3 separate regions of the Homo sapiens genome follow, and all the other regions are linked to region 1. A link is an interaction called in ENCODE POLR2A ChIA-PET data of the cell type or tissue named here. Cell type or tissue: OCI-LY7. All regions are shown on one strand.

Region 1 (8,000 bases):
GGGCATGCTTTTTCTTCCTGTTTCCAAATAGCTTAGCAAGCTTAATCCATCCACACAACATGTAATAAGCTCTTCTGTGTTCCAGATATTTGATAAGAACTGAAAATAAATGATAAAGCAAGATTCTGTTCTTAAAGAGCTTATCAGAGGAGTAAGTAACAAGAAATGGTGTGAATTTTTAGCAGAAGCTTGTAAAACATCAGACGAGAAAAACACGATATGTGTGTTCTATATGGATTGGCAGGGTACATTATTTTATACCAACTCATGACGTTCCTTACCCATTTGATGTGTGTTAAATCCTAGTTCCCCAAGTCCATAAGGAGCTCCTTGAGGGCAGGATCAAGACTCATGTTTATTTGTTCAACGATACCTCACCCAGCATTAAGCACATCAAAAGTTGTTCACTAATCTGGACAAGTTCTTCCCCTATCTGGACATGTGGTAGAATCCCACTCCCTGCCCTGTTGAAATTGGGAGTGGTCCTAGGATGTGCTTTCACTGATGAAATTCGAACAGGGTCACTTGGCAGAAAATTAGAGGACCACTGAAGAGTTTCGGCCTTTCTGTTTGTCTCTCTGGCACGTGTCAGGTGACAGCTGCTTATCAGCTAGGGCCCGGAGTAACTCTGATACCATGGAACAAAACCCCCTGCCAGCCCAGTGTTCATGCAGCATGAGTAAGATGTGTTGCTTCAAGCCACTGAGGTTTGGCTCTTGTTACCACAGTGTAACCTAGTCCAGTCTGCCTGGTACAGAAGTGTTCCACAAATATTTGCTGATCTCTGTACTGATGCCTCGATTATAGCAGATAGGTAAGGAAGTAAATAAAGTAAGTTGGTAGCAGCCCTAGGAAAGTCTACCTCCACTGGAAAAATACTTTCCCAGCTCTTTCTAATATGCCGTTGTTCATATTTCTAGCAAAGCACCACAAGAGGCCATTGACATTCCATCTCTTTCAGCATTTCTTCCACTTTGAGGCTGCTTTGTGGCTGCTCAAACTCAGATTTAAGTTTGCTGTGAACCTTAGCAGTGAATGCCTCTATCTTTGCCTCAAGACTTTTGTAGTCAGAATAGGCAATGCAATAAGTAGTCCTAGATAGAGAATGGTAGACAATTTAGGGAAGAGTTAAATGAGAGATTGTCTGAAAAAGTGTGCGAAGATTGGAAAGGAAAAGTTCCACCGAGACAGAGCTTCCCAGGGATTGCAGTCAAAAACCACTAGGAAATTGAGATAGATGGTGATGCCTTTAGGAGCTTGGCCTCTGGCATCAGGCAAACCCGACCTTGAATCCCAGCTATTCACTCACCTACTGAGTGACTGAGCAATTTACTGAACCTTTCTAACCAATTCAGTTTCCTCATCTGTCAAACAAGAGTAAGGATTGAGCTCAGCTCTTAGGGCCATTGACCACATAGGAAAGTAATTTTCCTTAATAATAAGGACACATTTTTATATTATGTGCTTTTAAAAGGAGCCTTAAATAAAGAGAAGTGAGATCATTTTCCAGTGCACTTAGCATAGTAACGACAACATAGAAAGCGTTAAAAAAAATGACAGCTTAAGAAAGCAAAGGATGTGGAAACACTCACTGAAGGGCCATGGAACATGAAAGAGGGCTCTGCCTGGGCTCAGCTTCCAGGAAACTCTCAAACTCTTGCCCAGAGCATCGTGATGTAGCCATTGGAACCTCACGCAGGCGATGATGATCCTTTTACCAGATATCAGAACTTACCTAACCTTCAGCCACTTAAAAATGCTCTCTGGAAAGTATTCAACAAGGGCTTGAGAAACCAAGGAGACCCTGATGGAGGAGATGTCAAATAACGTGAGAGCCTTGTTCTGTCTAAGCTAATTTCCGGCACTTTCCAGAGAGTTAGAAGTGATTGGTCTTCGGTCTGCTCAGCTGACTTTGAAGCATTGGCCAAAGGGCTCGGGACAAGCAGGGAGAAGCTGGAAGTCGTCTATTGCCTCCACCTGGGACTGCCTCAATGTCCTTTTGTTCCAGCTGGATGTAGCCCCAGAAATAGCAGTAAAGGAAAAACATGTGATTTGAGTTTCCCCATCTCCCTTTTCTGTGCCCTCTCCCTTACCAGGGGATTTTTCCTGTGCCCAGGCACCCCATGTTTCTTGAAGTTCTGCCCCAGAGACAATTATTCCCTCCAGTGGAGTGGAGAAAACAAGAGACTTGGAATTAAAAGACACATACCCAAATCTGGATGCTTTCACATGCCAGTTCTTATCTGATTGCCCCTGAGCCTCAGTTTCCTGGAAATAGCAGTAACCACCCCACAGTAGGTAATTATTTTATTATATTATAGTACTTTAACAGATTTGGGTTTGATTTGAACAGCAGAGATAAGAAGAATTAATTTCTGCTCTTGTAGATGAAGCGAAATTTTTCAACCAGGTAAAATTCCCTAACTTGCTCACTCCATTAATTCCTCCAACCATCCATTCACTCAATAAACATGTATTCTGAGCCTACTATTGTGTTAAGTAGCACTAATTGACGAGAGCTGAAAGAGAATTCAGACCTTGGGAATGAGGCTGACAGAGAAACAGATGGTAAAGCAGGAGAGTGGCTGCGGTGTTTAAAGCAGCCCAGCAGATAAGGAAGGGAAGCATAGTGCACCCTAGAGAGCTCAGGAAGAGCATCCTGAGTGAGGAAATGCCTACCCTTAGTGTGAAGTGACGGCTTAGAGTGTAATAGGTAAAAAAAAGGCAGAGGGAAAAGAAGGCAAGGATGAGGCCGGGAGCGGTGGCTCATGCTTGTAATCCCAGCAGGTTGGGAGGCTGAGGCAGGCGGATGACTGAGGTCAAGAGTTAGAGACCAGCTTGGCCAAGGTGGTGAAACCCTGTCTCTACTAAAAATACAAAAATTAGCTGGGCGTGGTGGCATGTGCCTGTAATACCAGCTACTCAGGAGGCTGAGGCAGGAGAATCGCTTGAACCCGGGAGTCGGAGGTTGCAGTGAGCCAAGATTGCGCCACTGCACTCCAGCCAGGTGACAGAGTGAGGCTCTGTCTCAAAAAAAAAAAAAAAAAAAAAAAAAAAAAATTAAATAAATAAATAAATAATGAAGGTCAGGATGAGCTGAGAGGAAAAAAGTTAATTCAGGCAAAGAGAGGCAAGAAAGTAGAGTAAGAAAAAACAGCATTTCTGTGCTGCTAGAACATCAGAAGGTGGAAAATGATGAAAAACATAGATTTTCCTGGCACCCAAGAAACCCTCATTTTAGAAAGAGAACTCTAAAGTCAACCCCTCCTCCCAGAACTACCTCTGCAACTATCTGATCCTCCAAAGATTCCCAGGTATGTTTAATTCATGCTGAAAATGCAAGGAAAAATAAAATGTGATCGTCAAAATGTTCAAAGCTCCCTCCAAGTCTCTCTCCCATTTTCTGTCCCTTTTGTGAGCACCATCCCCCCAATGGTAGGAAGCATTTGTCTAAAAATAGCCCTTCTAAAAGACCCAATCTTTTCTGAGTTTCATAAAACATCTGCTGAACAGTTTCCTATAACTGTTTTTGGCCATTAAATCAAAGCTGGCAAAAACAATGTTCTGTTTCTGCCTTTAAAGCACAGAATCGCCATCAGGCCTTCCTCTCAGACCCAGACGACAATGGGGCCAGAAATAGCCACGGGAGGCTTTGAAACACCTAAAGGCCCGGGTCCAAGCACAGAGTTACTAGTGTCTTGTTTTTCTCTCTTTTAAAGTGGCTGTTCGTCTCCCAAGTACAGAAGAGAAACTTAGATAGGCCTAGCCTCCTGGGAGACGCTCTGCTCCCCCATGCAAATTACCACCTGCAGTGGTGGGGCGGTGTGGTTTGTGCAGCTCAGGGCTGGCAGAGAGCAGAGACCGGTAGAAGTCTCGTCCTACGTTGGCAGGGGCAGCCACACATGTGGAGTGGGCGTGGGGGTGGGCTGGCATCTGGCTGTATGGTTGCGCCTTCTCTATGTTGTGTCTATGCTGTTCACTGGGCTCCTATTTGCTCAGGTGGCACAGAACATGGGGGTTTGCAGCAACCTGTGCAAGTCCAGGGGAAAACTCACAGACACAAGGTCGAAAGATCTAGTAGGTTCTGTCCAGACTGTGCTTCCCACTAGCTGAGTGTCTTTGGCAAGACGTTTTATCTCTCTGACCCTGTCTGGGCTGCAGGCATCAGTGCAAAAACTGCTGGGCCTTGTATACCGCAGGAGGAAGCCAGGGCTTGGTATGATGCAGACAGAGGAACTGCTCAGGGCCAGGCAGTCAGGCACTAAGAGCAGCTCAGTGCTGGAGGTCGGCCGAGGGGCACGCAAGTCAATGACAGTGCTGGAACTGAGACCTCTGTCCGTGTGTACAAGACCCAGTCAGGGGCTGAAGACACATGAAACTGGATCCAGCCCCTGGAAGAAAAGAGGCTTTAGAATGCCTGCTTTCTCTAGGATAAGACTTCAGTCTGTACAGTGAACTTGAGGATTAGGTCAAAAACACCAAGGCAACCTCTTGATGCCAAGGAGTAAGAGGCCAGCACGACAGGTGAAGGGACACACGACTGAGAGATTCCAGAGCACAGGGAGTGTATCTGTGGTGCATATCTATAGGTCTCACATGGCACATGCTTTGGGTCCCAGGACTTCATACTGTCTTAAAATGGGTGACGGGGACAAAGTCATCAAACATTCAATGCCGTTGTCAGAGCTGGCTCAGAATGGAGATGAACCCACCTGTAAGCAAGGTGTGAGCAGACGGGGATGAGAGCAGCTAAGAGTGCAAGGGTGGAAGAGGGCTGGACGCAATGCACTGTGGCCCTCCTCCCCGGTCAGCTCTCCAGGCTTCTGTGCACTCTCTCCCAATTTGTACAGAATGGTCCTCACAGGCTTTGGTAGAAACTGGTTTCCATGTTCCATGTCCGTCATAATCTGTGATAGACTCATAAAACAATGGAGGATGGTCCCTGTAATCTGTGGATACAGTTAGGTGGATACCAGGTCTATAATTGCAAGAGCAAAATGAGGAGTGGGAGTGAACATGTCCTTCTCGTTGTGGATTTTCTCTGAACATAGCCAAGTAATGATCATGACAAGAGAGATGTTCACTCATTTTCTCTTTTTCTTTCCTACCTCCTTCTCTCCCTCTGTCTTTTCCTTTCATCCCTCCGTCCCCCCCCTCCCTTCCCTTCTTCCTTCCTTCCTTCCTTTCTCTATCTCATGCCAGTTTGTATTAGTAGCACTCTGAGAAGAGTTTAATTTAAAGAAAAAAAGATTAATATTTTACCCAAAACAGCAAAGCCAAAAAACTGTTAAGGTAAAGAAAAATATACTAACAGTGAAAAAAACCTTCACTTAACGCTACTGCTACCAGAAGACATGGTGCAAATTTGCTCAAAAAGGCATCATCTAGGAGATGCACGCAACATCTGAGCAAAGGATGCAAAGCCTGCCAACATTTTAGCTTGTTTGTGAAATTATTTCTGCACACTTGTCACTTTTTGAAGCAAAATGTGAGGTCTATTTATAGATCTATATTTATTTGATAGAATAGCATTGAATGGGCTGCTTTAGGGATTGCCTGTTGCAAATTAACTCCGTGTGTGTGTGTGTGTGTGTGTGTGTGTGTGTGTGTGCGTGTGTGTGAACTTGGGATGCAGTAATGAATAGCTTGGGCTGTGCTCATAGCTCCTGCGTTCCCACCCCATTCAAAACCTACCCCTCACTCTTTCCTGGCAGCCACGCACAGACTCCCAGACCAGAGCTTGGACCTGCATAGTGCCTCAGATGAGCACAGCATGTCAGCTACTAGTATAAGCAAAAGCTCAGCCAGGAAGAGGAAAGGAATGGGGCATCAGGTGGGCCAAAATGCTTGCATCCAATATTGTAACTGGGGGGAAAGTTTCACAGATGACCATTTTAAAATGAATTCAGTCAGTTTGCCATTTGGTTCTCATCCTGCCTATCCAGGGAGATGAAAGATCAGCCCCCAGTTTTCAAATATTATATTGGACCATGCAATAACAACAAAGTTGAGTAAGACTCTGGGTTTGCCCAACTTCTGGTCCCAGGCTCCTGTCCCAGCCAGCCCTCCTGCCCAGCCTCTCTATGCTGCTGTGCTCCAGCAAGCATAGCTGTGGCTGTGATGTGCACAAGACACACGTGGAGTGGTCCCTGAACCCCAGGAAGCAGACCAAGCTTCCCTGGCAAGGGCCTGCTGCTGCTCTTGCCGTGCTGTGGCTAGGCAGCTGGAACAGCAGGCACAGCTGGGTCTGGCAGTGGGCTCTGGGCATGGTGTTCATCTTCACCTGTCCTTCATCGGCAGGTTCAGGGCACTTTGCATTTGGCCTGGGAGTGCAGCCCGCTGGGTCCTCCCCAACTGCTTTTAGGGAGCCCTCTTTTTGCTTCTGCTTCACCCTTCCCTTCCTGTAGAAAAGACCAGTCCATTCCTTGGGGGAGGCAGACATGACCAAGACACCTGCTGTGGGTAGGAAGGAAAGGGGAGGACGGTTGGGCCGTCTCAGCTGTGCCCATGGTGGGCTTGCGTGACTGAGTGAGACCACGGCAGCTGTGAGTCCTGGATAGGGATGGGTTCTAGATTCAGAGGGGGCTCAGGTGGCTGTGGGTGCCATGCAATATTAAAATTCACCCAAGCCCTCATGCTGTGTGTGCAAAGGGGCAGGACTTTGGACCCCTCATTCTCTTGGAAGCAATGGAGCTTGTAGGGCTGAGAGGGCAGCAGGCAGCCTGAGACCTCACAGTAATGGGCATCGGGCCCTCCAGAGCAGGCTTCTGTCTGGGCTTAAATCTAGGGATAAGGAGAGAAGGCAGCCACGGACAGCACTCCATAGAGGGGAGGCAGCCTTCTGCACAGTGCAGTGCTGGAGCAAGAGCACAGAGCCTCATGCGTGCGTGCACACACACTCGCTTCCTCACTCACACCCCCCAGTCAGACAGCCCCAGCCTCCAGGCTGGCTCCTCCACCTCGCTTTGTGTCTAAGGGGAAATTGCTCAGCCTCTCTGAGCCTCAGATTCTTTCAACAACAACAATAGCTACAAAAATAGGCATTTAAATAATACTCATTTTACAGGATGGCTGTGATCATCAAATACAAGAGTATATATAAAGTGCTTCCCAGTTAGTGAACAAATATTTACTTAATTCATGTCTATTCCGTGCAGGTCTATGCCAAGCACTAGGAAGACCCTAGAGAATGAAGTAAACACTGTGACTGGGGGTGCGGGTGTAGGAGACGGACAATAAACACGTGAGCATGAGGCAAATGTGCATTCACAAGTGCTGATGACGACCTCTGAAAGATGGTGCTGGGACAGAGCAGTAGGGTGGCAGAGGGGGGGCCGGCTCTGCCCAGGACCGTCCTTGAGGAAGGGACATTTGGGTCACAACCTGAGGGTGACAAAGGGGACAGCTGTCAAAAGTGGCAGTGCTGTGTCCACTCCAGAGCACCTGCCATGTGTCACAAGGCTCTTGAGACTCAAAGTAGAGCTTGCGACCTGGTGAGGGAAGACAGACGACAAACCATGAGCAAAAGAAACTGCAATGGGCATTGAGTAGGGTCCTGGAGTTGGGCAGATGGGAGTTGGGAGGGGCGGAGGAGCATGCTGCCACCTCACAGAGTGGTCAAGGCAGGCATATTGAAGAGCTGGTATTTGAGAAAAGATTTGAAGACGGGGAGGAAAGAAGAGAATCATGGTCTCTCTGCTCTGGCTTCTTTGGAGGACACGCAGCTGACAGGAAAGCAGGAATAGCATCAAGAAGGTATTGAGAAGGGCGACAGAGCCACTGCAGAACTCCCAGGGAGGCAGAGCCGGGGCTCATCCTGGCAGGGGGGCCATGAGGAGCCAGAAGCCGCTGGCTGCCCCAGAGAGTTGTAAGCAGATCCAACAGGCTTCGCTGACGAATGTGAGTTGTGAGAAACAGAGAGGTGTGGAGCACCACCGCAGGGGCGTTGGCCTCAGAAACTGGGAGCCTGGAAGGGAAATTGCAGAGCAGGAGAGGACTGT
Region 2 (8,000 bases), 68 kb after region 1:
AGTAAATATATTGTTGATAGGAAGTGCCAGATTTCTCACTCTTGGGGAAATAGATTACAAATAATCAAAGAGGAAATTCTAGAATGAACACTGTGTTATTGGGTTGGCTTTGGAGGCATCAGCATTAATCCATTTTTAACATATATACAAATTGGTATGTTCTCAATTGTGTCCTCCCAAAATTTATAGGTTGAAAGCCTAATCCCCCGTGTGACTGTGTATTTGGAGTTAGGGCCTATAAGGAGGTAATTCAAGTTAAATGAGATCTTCAGGGTGGACCTTAATCCAGTATGACTGGTCTCCTTATAAGGAGAGGAAGTAATCAAGAAGGCAAGTGCACAGAACAAAGGCCAAGTGAGGACCCAAGGGGAAGGCAGCCTTTTGAAAGCCAAGCAGAAGGCTTGAAGAGAAACCAAACCAACCGATGCCTTGATCTTGGACATCGGGCCTCCAGAACTGTGAGAAATAAATTTCTCTTGTTTAAGATGCCCAATCTGGCATTTTGTTATGGCAATCATAGCCAACCAAGATACAAACAAACACAAAGATATAGAAAAATCTATGTATATATTTAGGTTAGTATACACACATACATTTCCTTGTGGGTCTGCTGAGGGACCTTAGAAGCAGTGGCACCAATTCAGCAATGAGCACACCTAACTCCCAAGTCTTGGTTCCTAAGTACCATTCTCCAATGAAAGAAACCAGAGATTTTGGGGAAAGCAATTGATTCCAGGGCTGGGGCAGGGAAAATACAAGAGGATCCTAGAGTATCTTAAGGCACCAGAAAGTAAGGAAGTGCTAAAGAAAAAAATTGAAAAAGATAGGACACATCAAATGGAAGAAGAAGTCAACCTGGAAGAGCTCTCAAAGAGCAAAGTCAGAACATATGAGCAACAAAATATATTATGAGAGGAATGGATTTCAATCCAGAAAATAAAACAAATATCCATGAGTGAGTCCATACTGATGTTGATAGATTATTAAATAAATAAATAAATAGAGAGAAGGAACAACTCTTCCTTAGAAAGGAATTCCATTACTGAATGTAAAAGGAATTAGTGCAAGCACTCCTAGACCACCACAGTAATTATTGCTTAAGGTAAAATCCACCACTGAATGTTAAAACCAATGAGCAAAAGAGTAAGAAGAAAGAGGATATTTGTGTAGCTTCCAAGTATCTCCCCTCAAAATGCTTTTTAATTGCAAAATATCTTCTCCCAACTTCTTATTAACTGCAAAAGAAAAAATAGCAACTTTACAGTGGCCTCTGGCCAAAAGCAGTTTGATGAAGTGATCAAGGTTAACATCATAATACTAAGATCAATGTCATGTACCCTGATATGGTTTGGCTGTGTCCCCACCCAAATCTCATCTTGAATTGTAGCTCCCACAATTCCCGCGTGTCATGAGAGAGACCTGGTGGGAGATAATTGAATTTTGGGGGCAGGTCTTTCCTATGCTGTTCTCATGGTACTGAATAAGTCTCATAAGAAGTGATGGCTTTATAAAGGGATTTCCTTGCACAAATTCTCTGATCTGCCACCATGTAGGATGTGTCTTTTGCCTTCCACCATGGTTGTGAGGCCTCCCCAGCCATGTGGAACTGTGAAGCCATTAAACCTCTTTTTCTTTATAAATTCCCCAGTCTTGGGTATGCCTTTATCAGCAACATGAAAATGGGCTAATACATACCCCCCAGCATGAGTGCTGCACATCACCTCTGTGCTGTTCTGCAAAATATGTAACTTTAATCATGAGAAAACACCAAACAAACCCAAATACCCTATAAGGTATTATCTGGCCGATGCGTTTCAAAAATATCAAGGTCTTGAAAGAGAAGAAACGACTGAGGAACTAGCATAGACTAAGGAGACTAAGGACACCTGACAATTAAATGCAGGGATTGGACCTTGGACCAGAATGAAAACCAATGTAGAAAAACTAATGAAATCTGAGTACTATCCAGTTAAATGCATTGTATGAATACTAAATTTTGATCATGGCACCATGGTTATAAAATATGGTAACATTAGGGGAAGCTGGGTGAAGTGTATGCCTGAACTATCTGTCCCGTCTTTGCAACTCTTCCTCCTGAGATGAAAGGAAGAGAAATAACAGGCAAAACTGAATCTTTTAAACTTGGAAAGAAGGAAGAGAGTTATGGAAATCAGTTAATTGGTATTATTAGTGAACAACCTTCACTACCACCTAAAGTGAATGGAAAATCGATCTATTTCATAGGACATGTTGATAGAAACTCAACCAGCAAACATGAGATTAGAAGTTAAACAATGCAAGTGAGCTCTAGCCCGGCCCTGTGGCTCTCCCTGCAAAGTCTGATCAATTACTTAATGTTGCTGGGACTCAGCTTTTTCACATGAGGCTCAGTTTTCACCACATTAAAGATGGTGATAACACTAATGATATCCCTTAGGGAAACAACATATTTAAGCTGTGCCATGGAAAAAGAGGTAATTTCTGTTTGCGATTCTGTTTCTTCATCTGGAAAATTGAGCACAGGTTTCTCTCAGGTCCTGTCTAGTTACATGTACCTCTAAGTGCTCCATAAAATATATTATATAAATGTTGTAAACCTAGATGATGGGTTGATAGGTGCAGCAAACCACCACAGCACATGTACACCTAGGTAACAAACCTGTGTGTTCTGCACACGTATCCCAGAACTTAAAGTAAAATAATAAATAAATAAATGTTGTAATAGAAGAACAAGATCAGATTTTCTATATTCACTCATATCTTTCTTTGACGAAAGTAAAATGTGAGCTTTTTTATGTCCATGGGTGGCTTTTCAATAGCACATGTATTAAAACTTAAGTAAAATTTACTCTAAAGATAAATATGAGAGGTGGAAGGGGACAATTCCCTTTACAAAAGCATTTTTGATTTATAAAGTTTTTAAAATGCTGAACCATGATATTTGTATAACTGTTTTCCAAAGGCAAAAAATGTAACTTAATTGTGATATAACCAATTATTAATTGATGCCACTGATATACTTGATATCAGCTGCATCACTAATGTCAGCTGTGTACCCATGGAACACACATATGGTAAATCTGTATATCTGCATCTGTGTGTGTATATTCAAACAAGTAACTGTGGGATGGAGGTTATTTTATATGTTAGAATATCATATTAAAAATGTGCCTGGAAAATAACCCACTCCTTAGCTCTGACTCACATCATTGTTGATCTTGGTGGGTGCCACTGTCCTACCCAGCAGTTGCAAGGGAGCTGAAGTGAGAGGGCCTAAACACCAGCAATGTGTTCCCTTCATTTCTGTCCCCACTGGGGCAGGCAGGAAATGCCAGCCTCCTCACAGGAAAGCCTGTTGTGGTGAGATTTCCCGATTTACTATATAAATGCAAGAAAGCCAGATACAGGAGGAGATAAGTGCTCAAGGTTGTGAGTGCTTATCATCTCATGGGGTTCTGGGCCCCACAGTCATGGCCAGTTTCTCTTGTAGGGATGCAGGCCAAAATTCAGTTTGGTTCCAAGTGGAAAGAACTGTGCAACTGAAATATGCCAGTCATCAGACGACAACCATTCCAAACAACTTGCTGGCTATTCACCCTGAGTGATATCCTTTCTTTAGCAAATTAAGAGAACTTCACTCTTTGCCTTGACTGCACATCGGGCTTACCTGATGCTGGGGTTGTAAAAAAGATTGCGGTGTCTGGTTCTCTAAGCTAATAGCTGAAGTCATGATACCTACTCGACTGTTGCCTCTGTTGACCTGTGACATTTTCAGTAGGAACACTCTTCTTGGCTCTGATGTTTTACTACTGATGACACTTAAGTAAAACATTTAGTGGAATGAAAAGGATAGAGACCTCAAAAGAACAAGACAGTCAAGCGAGTGGCAAGCTGAGAGAATAAAGGACATGTTGAATTAGCTCAATTTTTAATCAAGCACGCTCTAGGAGCTACCCAGGCCAACTCACTCTCTGGTCAGAGCTTGGGGAGGGGAGTGGTAAGGGTTGGTGAAGGAGAAGACTATTTCTTCAGGGTCCACTTCACTCTACGCCTCCTCTTCTAGTCAATTTCTGTAAAGTAGAACCCCTGATAATTATCACCTAAAGAAGCAGCTTCAGGATGTATATAGACAGGGAACTATAATTTCCTACTCTTTCTGTCTCCACATTACCAATCACTTTGAAGCAATGAAAATTTCAGAGTCAAATACTCAGCTCGTCTGTGTGTCTAATCTTTTAAAAAGAGAAAATAGGATTTGGATAAACATCTATGCCCCTCTTTCCCTCCAACAAAAATCTAGGAGAAACTTCAGCTCACAAAATCTGATTTTAAAACACACTAAGAAAATAAAAACATGTCCTTTACATTTGATCTCTTATCTAGGGAAGCCAGGTTCCCTCAGAGGGACTCTCAAGGCTGTGAGTCCCCAGTGTTTATTGTGTTTAGTGGGCCACATTGTTTCGTGTTCAGCTGTGAAATGCATTGAAGTACTACTGAGTGGTCATGCTGTCTCTCTGGGACCCCACTGTCCCCTGTCTGTCAAAGTTGAGGGTAATAATAATAATCAAACATCAGACATCAGACCAATATTTAATCAGACAAGTATTTATGCAGCATCTTTTCTCTCTAGAAGTTAGAAGCACTTGACCAAACATATCTCAGTTCTCCAAAGACTGTCCTTAAGCACTAGTGCACTAGCATTAGGGATATCATGTATACCTTCTCATTCAACTATCTCCTCATGCTTCACCCCACTCCTACCAGCCCCATTAAGAAATATACCTAAAACCTTTATGTCAAATGTAATTGGCATTGGTGCAGCTTGACTTCTAGCAAGCTTTCTTTCTTTCTTTCTTTCTTTCTTTCTTTCTTTCTTTCTTTCCTTCTTTCTTCTTTCTTTCTTTCTTCTTTCTCTCTCTCTCTTTTTTTTAAATTAAGGTCAGAAAGAAAGGAAGAGGAAAAAGATAATGGCATCTATGCTCTGGTTAACGTTGTTCTCTATTAACCTCAGTGGCTACAGTATGTTTTGTATTTCTGTGGCACTTTTCTCAAAGGTGTCCCAAAGGATTTGGGGTTTTTTCCAACTAACACAATCATCTTCCACCTCAAAGTCTCAATGGGTGGACCAGTTGTCCCACTTATGCAATTATGTTTTGGATCCTTTAAAGTGGCTGATTCATTTCCCATCAAACTGTAATGTCATGCTTTTTCTACAAGGAGTCCCAAACTTTATGCTTTCTTTTAATTCTGTTCTCTTTCCTCCTTTTCAGGGTTGAGTAAGGCCAGATTGATAAAGAAAAGATAGCAATCTTTGCAAATCTTTGCCTTCTCATCAATAGCAAAGTGATATTACTCAGGTCCTTTTCACTCCTTTCTCCCCAGGACACACGAATGAATGACTGATTCCATCAGAAAAAGCATTCCACTCTTAAGAATCATACTGAAATTATTGCAAAGGATTAATTCCATAGTTTTTAAACAGGAGCAGCAATGGAGAATATTTCCCAATAACCTGAAAAAATATATAACCATAGATGAAACTAGCAATGTGCTCCTTAGAATTATGTAATTTTAAGCTAGAATAGGCCTCAGAGATTATGTAATAAAATATAATAAATTAATTGATGTTTATGAAGAGACAAACTTGAGAAGAAAAATTTGCTAAGGGAGTTGGAGGGATGAAAATACAGTACATAAAACTTTGGTCTTAGAACTCCTCTTTGCTTTAATGCATAATCTTATTTGTCCTCCAATAACCTGACCTCTGCATCCTCAATCCTAGGGCACATTACATATGCTTGATTTATGAATGGGAGGAGGGTAAATCTGTTTGCTTGTGGGAGAACTTTTCTGCTATACCGGTATGAATGGCAGATCCCTCGCCCCAGCAGCCCCTCTTTTGCCCCTCCTGCTACCCATCCAAGGATTTTCTTCTACACCTGGGATATGTATGAGTGTGCCTCTTTCTCTCTCTCTCTCTCTCTCTCTCTGCCTGTGTGTGTGTGTGTGTTGGTACATGATGGGAATCGAAGGTCACACACATCCTGGAATCCAAAGCGACCCCTGTCTGATCATTCTTTCCATGGTCCTTGCTCTAGTTACTGCCTCTATTTCCTGAACTTATCTCGCTCACTAGATTTCCCACCCCTTCTCTCTCCCTGAAATGCCCGGGAGCTCAATCTAGGTTTGCAGCCTGTCAAGGGCTACAAGAGGATGCAGATAATGAGAGATAAGGAGGGTGACTCCCTGTTGGCTACCCTTTAAAATCTGAAATTGCTTGTTTGAAGCACAGGAAGTGGCTTTCTTCCTTCACCATCATTAAAAGCAAAAAGAATAGAAAATCCACAAAGGAGGCAGAAACTCAGGGTGGTTTTGGATTTTATGTGGAGTGAAAAGAACCATAAAGACAGGAGCACTGCTTTGCTTTATACACAAAGCCACACATGGCAAAGCAAAACAAACAAAACAAAACACATTGTGGGTTCATAATAGATACTGATCATCAGAGTAGGTTCTAGAAGGGTTGAGTGAAACGAGTCACCATTGTTTATTCCCTTTTACTTACTTGGAGAAACCAAATCATGGCAAAATATTATTCCACAGTTGTATTGGTTTACTAGAGCTGCCATACAGAGTACCATAGATTTCGTGGCTGGAGCATCAGAAATTGATTTCCTCGAAGTTCTGGAGGCTGAAAGTCCATGATCAAGTTATCAGCAAGTTGATGTCTTCTGAGGTCTCCCTTCTTGGCTAGTCGGTGGCTGCTTTTGCACTGTGTGCTCACACGGGCTTTCCTCTGTAATCGCACATGTCTGTGACCTAATCTCCTCTTCTTATAAGGACACCAGTCATAGTGGATAATGGCCCACCCTATGATCTCATTTTACCTTGTTCACCCTTTCTAAGGCCCTGTATCCCATCAGCGTCACATTCTGAAGTATTGGAGCTTAGGGCTTCAACTTGTGAATTTGGAAGTGATAAAATTCAGCCCATAGTGCCCGTCATCAGGAGCACAACCAAGACTGGAACCCAAAGTTCCTAATCCTAGAACATTAATTTGCCTTATGTTCATATCCTTTCCCCGGGCTAAATAATCTTACAGAAGTATAGCATGTTCAAATTTGAAAGTATTTCATGATGATATAATGTAGCCCTCTCATTTGCCAAAGAAGGAAGCTAAGTCCTAATTGTCTTGCTCAGAATGATGGAGTGCATGGATGATTCAGAGGGGCACTGCCCAGATATCTTCTCCTGCTCTCCTACTGGAGTGCCCTTCTTGGATTCCAATCTCTTGCTGCTGTAACCTCCACACGAGAGTCTCTTTCTACCCAGGCTCTGCATTGCAAATCTATGGCCCAGGGAAGCAGCTTGGTATAGGCTGGCGAGGGAGCATAACTGTGGGGCAAGAACCCCCTCCCCACCCCATTCTCCCTTTTGAGGGGTAAGTTGGCTTTAATGAGTCCTCCCTGCCCCCAGCTGCCTCTCTCTTGCTCCTGTTTCATGGCAGCTGTTGCCAATTTCAGCAATTTTCTTCCGGTGAATTGAAGGCTCCAGGTGACAAAGGGAGTTGGCCATATCCTCCTGGAAAATAAGATAGCCTGGGTTCCACTCTCACCCCACCCCTGACCCTGGACTGGGTGGCTAGGGCTCACTTTCCCAGTGAGCATGTCACAACCCTTCCCATCACCACCCCCCACCACATACACACACACAGCAGGCTTCCAGGTGTATGTCCATTTCTTAAACCCTGTTTGAAAGGAACTTCAGATTCTTCCTCAGTTCATTCTCAGCTCATCTGTTTTCCTAAGACCACCAAGATTTTGATCATTTGCCTAACCCTTGGAATGAGCACCCATTCTGGCTTCTAAAATCACAGGAAGAATGGGAAATAGGACACACACACACACATACACACACACACACACACACATGAGTTTCGTACAAAGCCTAGGACACTGGCCTCTCCATCTGTGACCATCTCCCAGGGTGCTTGGAAGGGG
Region 3 (8,000 bases), 120 kb after region 1:
GCATTTGACCTTGAAACATTTCTAATATCAGAACACAAAGTTCATTCATGTTGCCAGAGCTAGCCAACTGAGTTAGCAAGGGAAGTTTCAGGAAACAGAAAAGTCGAAAATCTTGAAATCTGGATTCTTTCTGTTCTCAAGTCCCACTCTGATTTGTATATTATCACCACCTTGACTATGCCTACCTTGTATTGTGCATTTGTTAAGTGTGTACTGTGTTAAAAACTTTACTTATATCCTCTCATTCCATCCTCACAACCCTATTTTACAGATGAAAACTGGAATCTCAAAGAGGTTTCCTAATTGGCTGAGGTCACCCAGACTGCGGGTGTAGGCCACACGTTTACGCTCACCTTTGTGGGTCAGCCTCTCAGTAGCTGCGCTGCTCATCCTATTCATTTCTGTGCTTACTCAATAGGGAGAAGAGCTGGGTAAGGAGCAAATCGGTGCTACTAAAGTCAGGCTCAGTATCAAGAACATGCATTCTATTCTAGAATGCTGATAAATACACTGGCAGTCCCAGAAAGTCACTTCCAAAGCAGTAAAGAAGGGCTCTGGAACAGACACATGTTTTCATTTCTTTTTGAAGGCTTCCCTTTGAGAACAAAGGTGGTCTGTGGTGCTGGGCCCTTCAAGCCCTGACACCCACTCCTTTTGTCTCTGCCTCTTGGGATCTTGGGAGAGCTACACCAAGGGCTGCGTGATGGATACACCACGAAGGGGTGTATTTATTTATTTGCCAGGGAAATGTATTAGGGAGAAGCAAAGACTAATTAATGATTTTCAAGGGAAACTCAATCTATGGAATGAATGGTTTTCCCAATGGGCTGTATTTAGAGGCTCACAGAAATCCTGCATGCTTCCATTGCCGTTTCCCATCCTTTCTTAGCCTTTGCTGAATGTGTCCGGAAATCTTTTGCAAAAGAAAAGGCACCAGTCTGTTTGCCTTGAAAATGAAGAAACCAAAAGGTGTAACATCCTTCTTCCTTCTCAGGTGGAGTAGTTAATTTTACAAGTGCTTCGAGAGGTCCTGAGGAAAAGGCACATGCCATCATGTCCTCTCCCCGTGAAAGAAGTTCATAATAATCTGTGCAAAACAGCACCTTTGGATAAGTTCAATGTGGCTATATATAGACGCTTGGCCGTTTCCTGTTGCTCTTGCAGCTTGCACAGGTTTGAAGGTAGGGTGAGGCTGTGACCATAAGCCACACGGTGACATGTACATTAGCCATGCCCTCTGCTTCCTGTGCTGCTTATGACCTGGGCTGGACTAACCCCAGCACTGCTCAGGGGCAGGGAGCCCTTAGGACCTAAATGTGGGGGGGTTGGTGAGTTTGCTCTCATCTTCTCTGAGCACAGGTTGCCTGGCTGCAGATAGATGGTGCAAAACACACCAGCGAGCCAGTGTGCTTGTCTAACGGTCTGCTCGTGTAACTTTTGCACCACAAAACAAGAGGTCAAGTATGAAAGGGTGGTTAACAAATTGAGCAGCCCTTTTTTTTTTCTGTTAAAGGGGCCGTGTCAGAAAAAACAAACAAAAAACAAAAACAAAACAAAAAACAAAAATAAAACAAAAAACAAACAAAAAAACCCTTCCTGAGTGAACTTGCATGAAAAATCATTTGGCAAAACCCAAAGTTCATAGCCATGTGCTGAAAAGCCATCATGCTAGAAACGGTCATCGTGATTTGACCTCAGAACCGTCTCCTATTTTAAGATTTCAAAATGCTTAAGTAGATGGGGCGCAGCGGCTCAGGCCTGTAATCCAGCACTTTGGGAGGCGGAGGCGGGCAAATCACTTGAGGTCAGGAGTTCGAGATCAGCCTGGCCAACATGGCAAAACCTTGTCTCTAATAAAAATACAAAAATTAGCTTAGTGTGGTGGCACACGCCTGTAATTCCAGCCACTTCGGAGGCTGAGGCAGGAGAATCACTTCGAACCGGGAGGCGGAGGTTGCAGTGAGCCGAGATCGTGCCACTGTGCTCCAGGCTGGTGGACAGAGCGAGACTCCATCTCAAAAAAAAAAAGAAAAGAAAAGAAAAGAAACAAAAATTGCTTAACTAGACATGTCATGCAATTTTGGAGAAGAGATGAGTGGTAAATGTGACTCCAGCTTTACTAAACAGTGAAATAAATTAAGGCACCAAAGCATGCTGAGCCTTGTCTAAAATCCTATAGCAGAAGAGGCCAGAAAAAAATTCACTGGTTCCCTTCTTTCTCCATCCATTCAGCCAATCAGTACCAGATTATTCTCCAGCTATCTTCCCCCCTTCTCATCTAGGACATCTAAGGTAGAACCGTGCATCTTAAAAAAGCTTTTCAGGAAATTCTGATGGGCAGACAGAACCAACGTGAGTCTATGTCATTTTGACTCTCATGTTCTATATGGGCTGCTAAATAAAAACTTTGAAAGTCTTTCATGTGACAAATAGTTTTGGAGTGCATACTCTGCCAGGCATTGTGCTAAGTCCTTGGGGACACAGGTGAACAAAACAGAGGAAGACCCTGCCTCCATTGAGTGTAGTCCAATGGGAGAGCGACACAAATCACACTTTTGCATAGGTGAATATCTAATTATACATGTGGTAGGTATTATGAAGAAAAACTAGAGTGCTCTGAGAAAGACGTTAAGGCCGGATAGATACAAGCCTGGGATTGGAGAAGTCAAGGAAAGCCCCACTTTTTTACATGACATTTACACAAAAATGATTAAGATGAGAGGAATATGCTTCGTTGCTTCCAACACATAACCAAAGCAAGTTATGATTCTAAAAAACCAACTAGTTACCAAAAAAGAAAGAAAAAAGTAAATGATCTCTTGGGCTTGACATGCCCTTGTTTTGCCCAGAGAAGCACACTTCCTTTTACAATTGTTTGGGAGGTTTGTGGCAGAGAAAGAGAGGAAAAATCAGATCTAGAGAAGTAGAGTCCTTCAGCGACTTGCAATAGTGGCTCTTACTAAAGCATCTCATTGCTTCTCAAATGTGTCCAAGGGATGCTCAAAGCTGCTTTCTCAAAACAGGATTCTGTGTTCAACTGAGTGTGGGAAATTCAAAGGAACTTAAACAAGTCTCTTTGCATCAGGACTTATCAGAGCCTTGAATATACTAATGGAGATCCTGAAGCTCCAAGGGAAAGGGCCGCACAATGCAGTCTGCAGCGTTTTCCAATCAAATTTGATTGCAAGAGGTTTTTTTTTTTCACTGAGTACCTAACTCAGTGGCTCTGAAACTTACATCTGCACAAAATTCCCTTGGGGAGTGTAAAGAATGCTGATTCCTCGGCTCCAGCTCCAGAGATTCTAATTCACTGGATCTGGAATGGTCCCGGGAATCTTCATTTTTAACAACACTTCAAGTGATTTTGAGGCAGCAAGTCCAGGATCCACACTAGGAGAAAAACTAGTAGGATTAGTGTCCTGCTGGTGTCCCGGAAGCATCTCAGTAGCTCTACACACTCCGCCATTCAAGCTTTCTCAGCTTCCCCTCACTCTTTAGAACCTGGCTGATGCTGAGTGAACACGGTCAAGTTAGTGGGCCAGAGTAGATAAAAATAATGGAAACATGCAAAGTGAGTCACAGACAGCAAATCCAACCATTGCCTAGAATTTGTTGGGTGTCACAGGTCAAGCTACAAAGATCACATTCGCCATTTGGACTCAGTTGGCAGGAATGTTATGCATGTGTGATATAAGATGCTGTGCGCTGAAAGTCCCTGAAGCTGTGCAAATACTGGATCCAGCAGAAGTTTTCTCTGTTGTGCCCATCTGCCTTTGTCTAATTAGCCAAGGGTCACTTTGGCTGCCTCCCTTCCTTTCACATGGAGCAAAGGTACCCAGAGAGGCACATGTTGATGCATTCATATGCAAAGAAGTTCTTGTCTTTCTCTCTCTCAAGTCATTGTTCAGTGAGGAGTCAGCTCCCACATGCTCCTCCTATCTGGGCTGCAATCAGCACAGTGAGGAGAGGAGCGACAGAGCACATGATTATGACCGGGGCTTGCTGCTGAGCTGCAGGGGTTCAGAGTACTGCTACCTGTGCAATGGCAGCTTCCCCAGAGCGCCCAGGGGCTCCGAGGCCACAGACAGAAAATATCTTTGCTACCACGTGCTGAAAAATATCCCCAAAACCATTTGCCAAAGATTTGACTTGGTTAAAAGCGAGGTGGAGAGGGGTGGTTAAACAGGGGAAGCTATAGAAAGGAAAATGCGAGAAAAAGATGTTTTGCATATTAAACAGCCCTGCTTTGTCCTCCAATTCAGCCAAAACGTTTGGAGGAGGCTGCGCTGTCCACGTCCACAGTGCTCTGAACGTGCCTCATCTGATCTTGGAAGCTAAGCAGGATCGAGCTGAGTACTCAGATGGAAGAAGGCTATTCTCGTGCGTGTGCAGAGACCAAGATCATAGGGAAAAGCATGTCTAAGGTTGGGTTTTGTGTACAAATATTGTATAGGAACATAATTCAACCTGTTTAAAACAGGAGGATGATTGTGGCTGAAACCACGGTGGGAGGAAGGAACATGTTACATTTCTTCAAAGATAACTGCAGATCGAATGCCTTCATCCTTGTGACCCGCGCTGCCTGCACTGTGGTGTGTTTTGCTTGGTTTGCACCAATGCCCTGGCTGGCGGTCACTTGCTCTTGGTGGCCAGTTTCATTTCCTGGTTTTGAGAAAATGTCAGGGAGGCCTGTTGCTTGGGCATACTGTCACTGAGGGAAGTGTGCAGTTTTAAAATGTCAAAGCCAGCAGGCTCATGTCCAGTGCATGCCATCAATCAGCAAATGTCCCTGGACCCCTAATGAGCCCACTGAAAGTTCAAACGGTAAATAACGAACAGATAAAGATCTTGCCCTAAAATCGCCTACCATCTAACCAAAGGGGCAAGATCAAAAGGGAAAGAAAAATAGTATCAATATGGAAAAATAAATGTACTAATTGCTGTAGTGTTTGTGGGCAAAGAATGCAGCTGAGAAAGTGCAGCCTCGTGGAAAGGGCCCCACGGAAGGGAGTCCAGAGGGTTGGCCTCACACTCTTCCCCTTCCCGCTTTATGACCACGAACGTAGTCCTTCAGAACCTTTGTTTCTTCATCAGCAAAGTGGGGGAGGGGAATAATCCTGCCTTCTTCTCCAGTTTATTAGAGTAATTAAATAAGATTATAGATGTGGGAAGGCTCCTATTAAGATCAATGTCTTAAACTATAAAATAATCTACAATTTTCCTTGTCATTATTATTACTGATAACAACAAAATGAGGGGAAATAAGTCTAGAAAATGCATCATCTGCCTGTTCCATTAAAAAGAGACAGAGGCAGAGATGGAGCTGGACACAAGAATTCAACCAGCCTAGGACTTTGTTCTGGCACCTCAGTGTATATTTAAAGTCCTGTATAATAACATAGAAGTAATCATGGTTATCGCTTATTTGTATTGATGGATTTAAGGTGGGCTTTTTATTTCTAAGGTTTGGATACATCTAAGAAAATAGCATACTTCCTAAGATACCATTTGATTTTAATTTTCAGAGAGCTGATCACCAATTTGGGAGAACTTTGTGACTGTATGTTTGGTATAATTCCTTTAGAGATCAATTTGATGATGGAGAAATAATCCTCACATTATCCACATTATCAGATGTCTAGATAAGATAGGAAAGGTAACTTTATCACAGCTGTGTGACCCATGATGGCCTAGGTAGCTGAGTGAACCAGAAGTCTGAACTTGGAAACTAAGTTGTAAAGTTCTTATGAACTTCCTAGGGCTTCCTGAGCCTCCCCCCACCTTTAGATGCCAAGTCTCTTTGCAAATTCATATCATTCCTGCAAACAGAAAATAGTATTTAGAATAATAAGATGTTTTTCAAATTTTCCTTCAAGGGTCCTATGAGCTGGCCTGATAAATTGTTTAACTTTGAAGGGAATTTTGAACAAATAGGACAAGACAATCGAAACACGTATCTAGAATTAGGACATGGTTGATCCCGAAGTTCTTAAATACTGAAACCTCCTTGTGGTATGCAGAGGCCAAATTGATCATCTTTAGGCAGAGATTCCTTAGACATGATCGATGAGGCTATCCATCTAGCGTAACACTGAGACTTTCTTGTGTAAACCCCTCACACCCACTAAACAGGAAATGCAAGCTACTAGAGCTGAACATTCAACCACCCCCTAAGTCCCCACCCTCCACCCCCGCCCAGCATAAGAACATTATTCTTTGCTTTCCTTTCCGAAGAGCTGTAGGCATTCATTCATATATGCAGAGCAATCAGACATCATTAGACAAAGAACACCTGATAATAATTCTCACATTTTGGAATCTTAAGAAACTTCCAATGAAAGGGGTGATACGAGTTGGTAAGCCACAGCTTTTGGCGGTAGCATGAGCCCTCTGGCTTCTGAAACCCTAGAGGCCACAGATAAGATACACTCTTGTAGCAGGCTTGTCATACTTGAAATTCTAACTGGTAGCTTGATATCCTGAGTTGCTTTCTCACTTGAGCAACTTTGGTTGAGAATGTAGGAACCTGGAAAGATTTCTTGAGACATGCTCATTTTAGACACACCCAGAAACATGCCAGGTACAGATGACAATTTCCACTATAGGTAAAACATCTCAAAACAGAAGCCTAAGCTGACAGTGGACCAATAACTGCATTGTTTATTGGTTTCCCAAGGCAAATGTTCAGCAAATTCTGTATATATAATCAACAGAAAATTTTGTTCAGATTCTAGAAAAGATAGCTGCTGTTTTGTATATGTGTGTACTTTCTGCTATAGTAGTATTTGCATAAGTTAAATATTTTCAGTGCAATTTTTATTAGTTTTCAAAATGCACTTTTGTGGGTATCTGTGTGTATGCAGGTGTGTGGGGAGAACCATGAACAAGACAAAGACCCCTTGTCACTGAGGGCAGAGCCTGACTCAGCATCCCAATACAGCCCCTGGTTTGCATTCTTCCCAAAGGAGGCACATTCTAACAAACAAACAACCATGCCAAGCCTCCGACCACAAACCCAACCAAACATTTTCAAAAAGATGTATATATTTCTGTGAAAGAATATGGATATCTTTCAGTGCTCAAGAGGCAGTATTCTGCAGTAGATCTAACTCAAGTGGATAGGGACTTCGGAAAGCCCTTTTTCAAACTGAGTTTGTTGAATCCAGCTAGCTACATGGAAGGGATGGCAGGGCTCAGTGGGAGCAGGACACAGTAGGGGAGGCCAGGGTGCAAGCTCATCCACTCCCTCATCTGTAAAATGGGTTAGTTCCCTGACCACCTCACCACACTATTGTCAGGCCTCCTTCACTGGGAGCTGAAAAAGACAAACGCTGAAGCAGAAAGGAGGGTTTTTACAAACAAGGCTTGAATGATAGACACATATGGGGCATGCGTCTCCCATCACAGCCCCCACCACACCGGAACACGAGCTCTGTTCAACATGGTCCTCCTCTCTAATGTCTATGAGTTCTAGAACTTGAACAAATCTTTGTCAAGAATGTAGTCCAGCTCTGTCTCCAAACCATGAACTCATCTGTGAACAAGACATTTCTATTTTCCTTTATCTTTAAAAATTTATTTTAAATGAAATAAATGATGCATGAATGTATTCTGTAGAAAATTTAAATAGAGATCGAGGAAAAGCCCTCTTGCCTCAGGGTACCCCATAATCTCACTTCCCATCCTAGAAATGGCCATCCAGGGCTTATTGAGGTACCTAAGATAGCTTATGTGAATGATGTCACTTTTAGCCTTAGGAAATGTTCTTTTGGGCTCAGTTCCAGTTACTTTTGTTGTGAGGTTCTTGTGGAAGGTTCACTTTCTATCTACCTGCAGACAAATGCTCGGAGCTTATGATATATAACATCAAGGGCTTGCTTGGCTGTCAGAAGTAGGATTGCTTAATCAAAACCTGTGTGGAAATAGCCTGTTATCTCTATGGACTTAAATGGTCATCAGCAGTTCCCCAAATTCAAGACTCCCATGACAATACCATTGAG

What was found. ChIA-PET counts read pairs that join two places held together with the same protein. Peaks named below come from ENCODE experiments on the same cell type or tissue, not always from the same donor. Only the 100,000 strongest peaks of a DNase experiment are listed, where the experiment ranks them.
Region 2: POLR2A ChIA-PET joins it to region 1 with 8 read pairs; 5 of 35 experiments call an interaction of 5 or more read pairs at or near these places.
Region 3: POLR2A ChIA-PET joins it to region 1 with 5 read pairs; 2 of 35 experiments call an interaction of 5 or more read pairs at or near these places.

The regions. Positions count from the first base shown.
Region 1 is chr11:128,607,301-128,615,300 of GRCh38, forward strand. LOC105369568 (a long non-coding RNA gene) reads right to left here. Exons shown (of 7, transcript XR_001748441.1): 4 at 4,713-4,949; 5 at 1-99. Among named protein-coding and RNA genes, the nearest start is that of ETS1, 24 kb to the left of the region's middle. RefSeq lists a cis regulatory region at 3,120-4,769 and enhancers at 3,383-3,926, 3,387-3,506, 7,896-8,000. In OCI-LY7, no CTCF peak of the experiment used is centred here; DNase peaks (open chromatin) are centred at 2,671, 3,671, 4,191, 6,481 and 6 weaker places; H3K4me3 peaks cover 3,846 bases; H3K27ac peaks cover 6,709 bases.
Region 2 is chr11:128,674,879-128,682,878 of GRCh38, forward strand. LOC101929538 (a long non-coding RNA gene) reads right to left here. Exons shown (of 2, transcript NR_135072.1): 2 at 6,362-7,581. Among named protein-coding and RNA genes, the nearest start is that of FLI1, 15 kb to the right of the region's middle. In OCI-LY7, no CTCF peak of the experiment used is centred here; no DNase peak of the experiment used is centred here.
Region 3 is chr11:128,729,986-128,737,985 of GRCh38, forward strand. All of the region lies in intron 1 of FLI1 (Fli-1 proto-oncogene, ETS transcription factor), which reads left to right. Among named protein-coding and RNA genes, the nearest start is that of SENCR, 38 kb to the left of the region's middle. RefSeq lists enhancers at 4,021-4,310, 4,064-4,609. In OCI-LY7, a CTCF peak has its summit at 6,386; DNase peaks (open chromatin) are centred at 1,176, 2,536, 3,936, 6,156 and 3 weaker places; H3K4me3 peaks cover 6,998 bases; H3K27ac peaks cover 7,454 bases.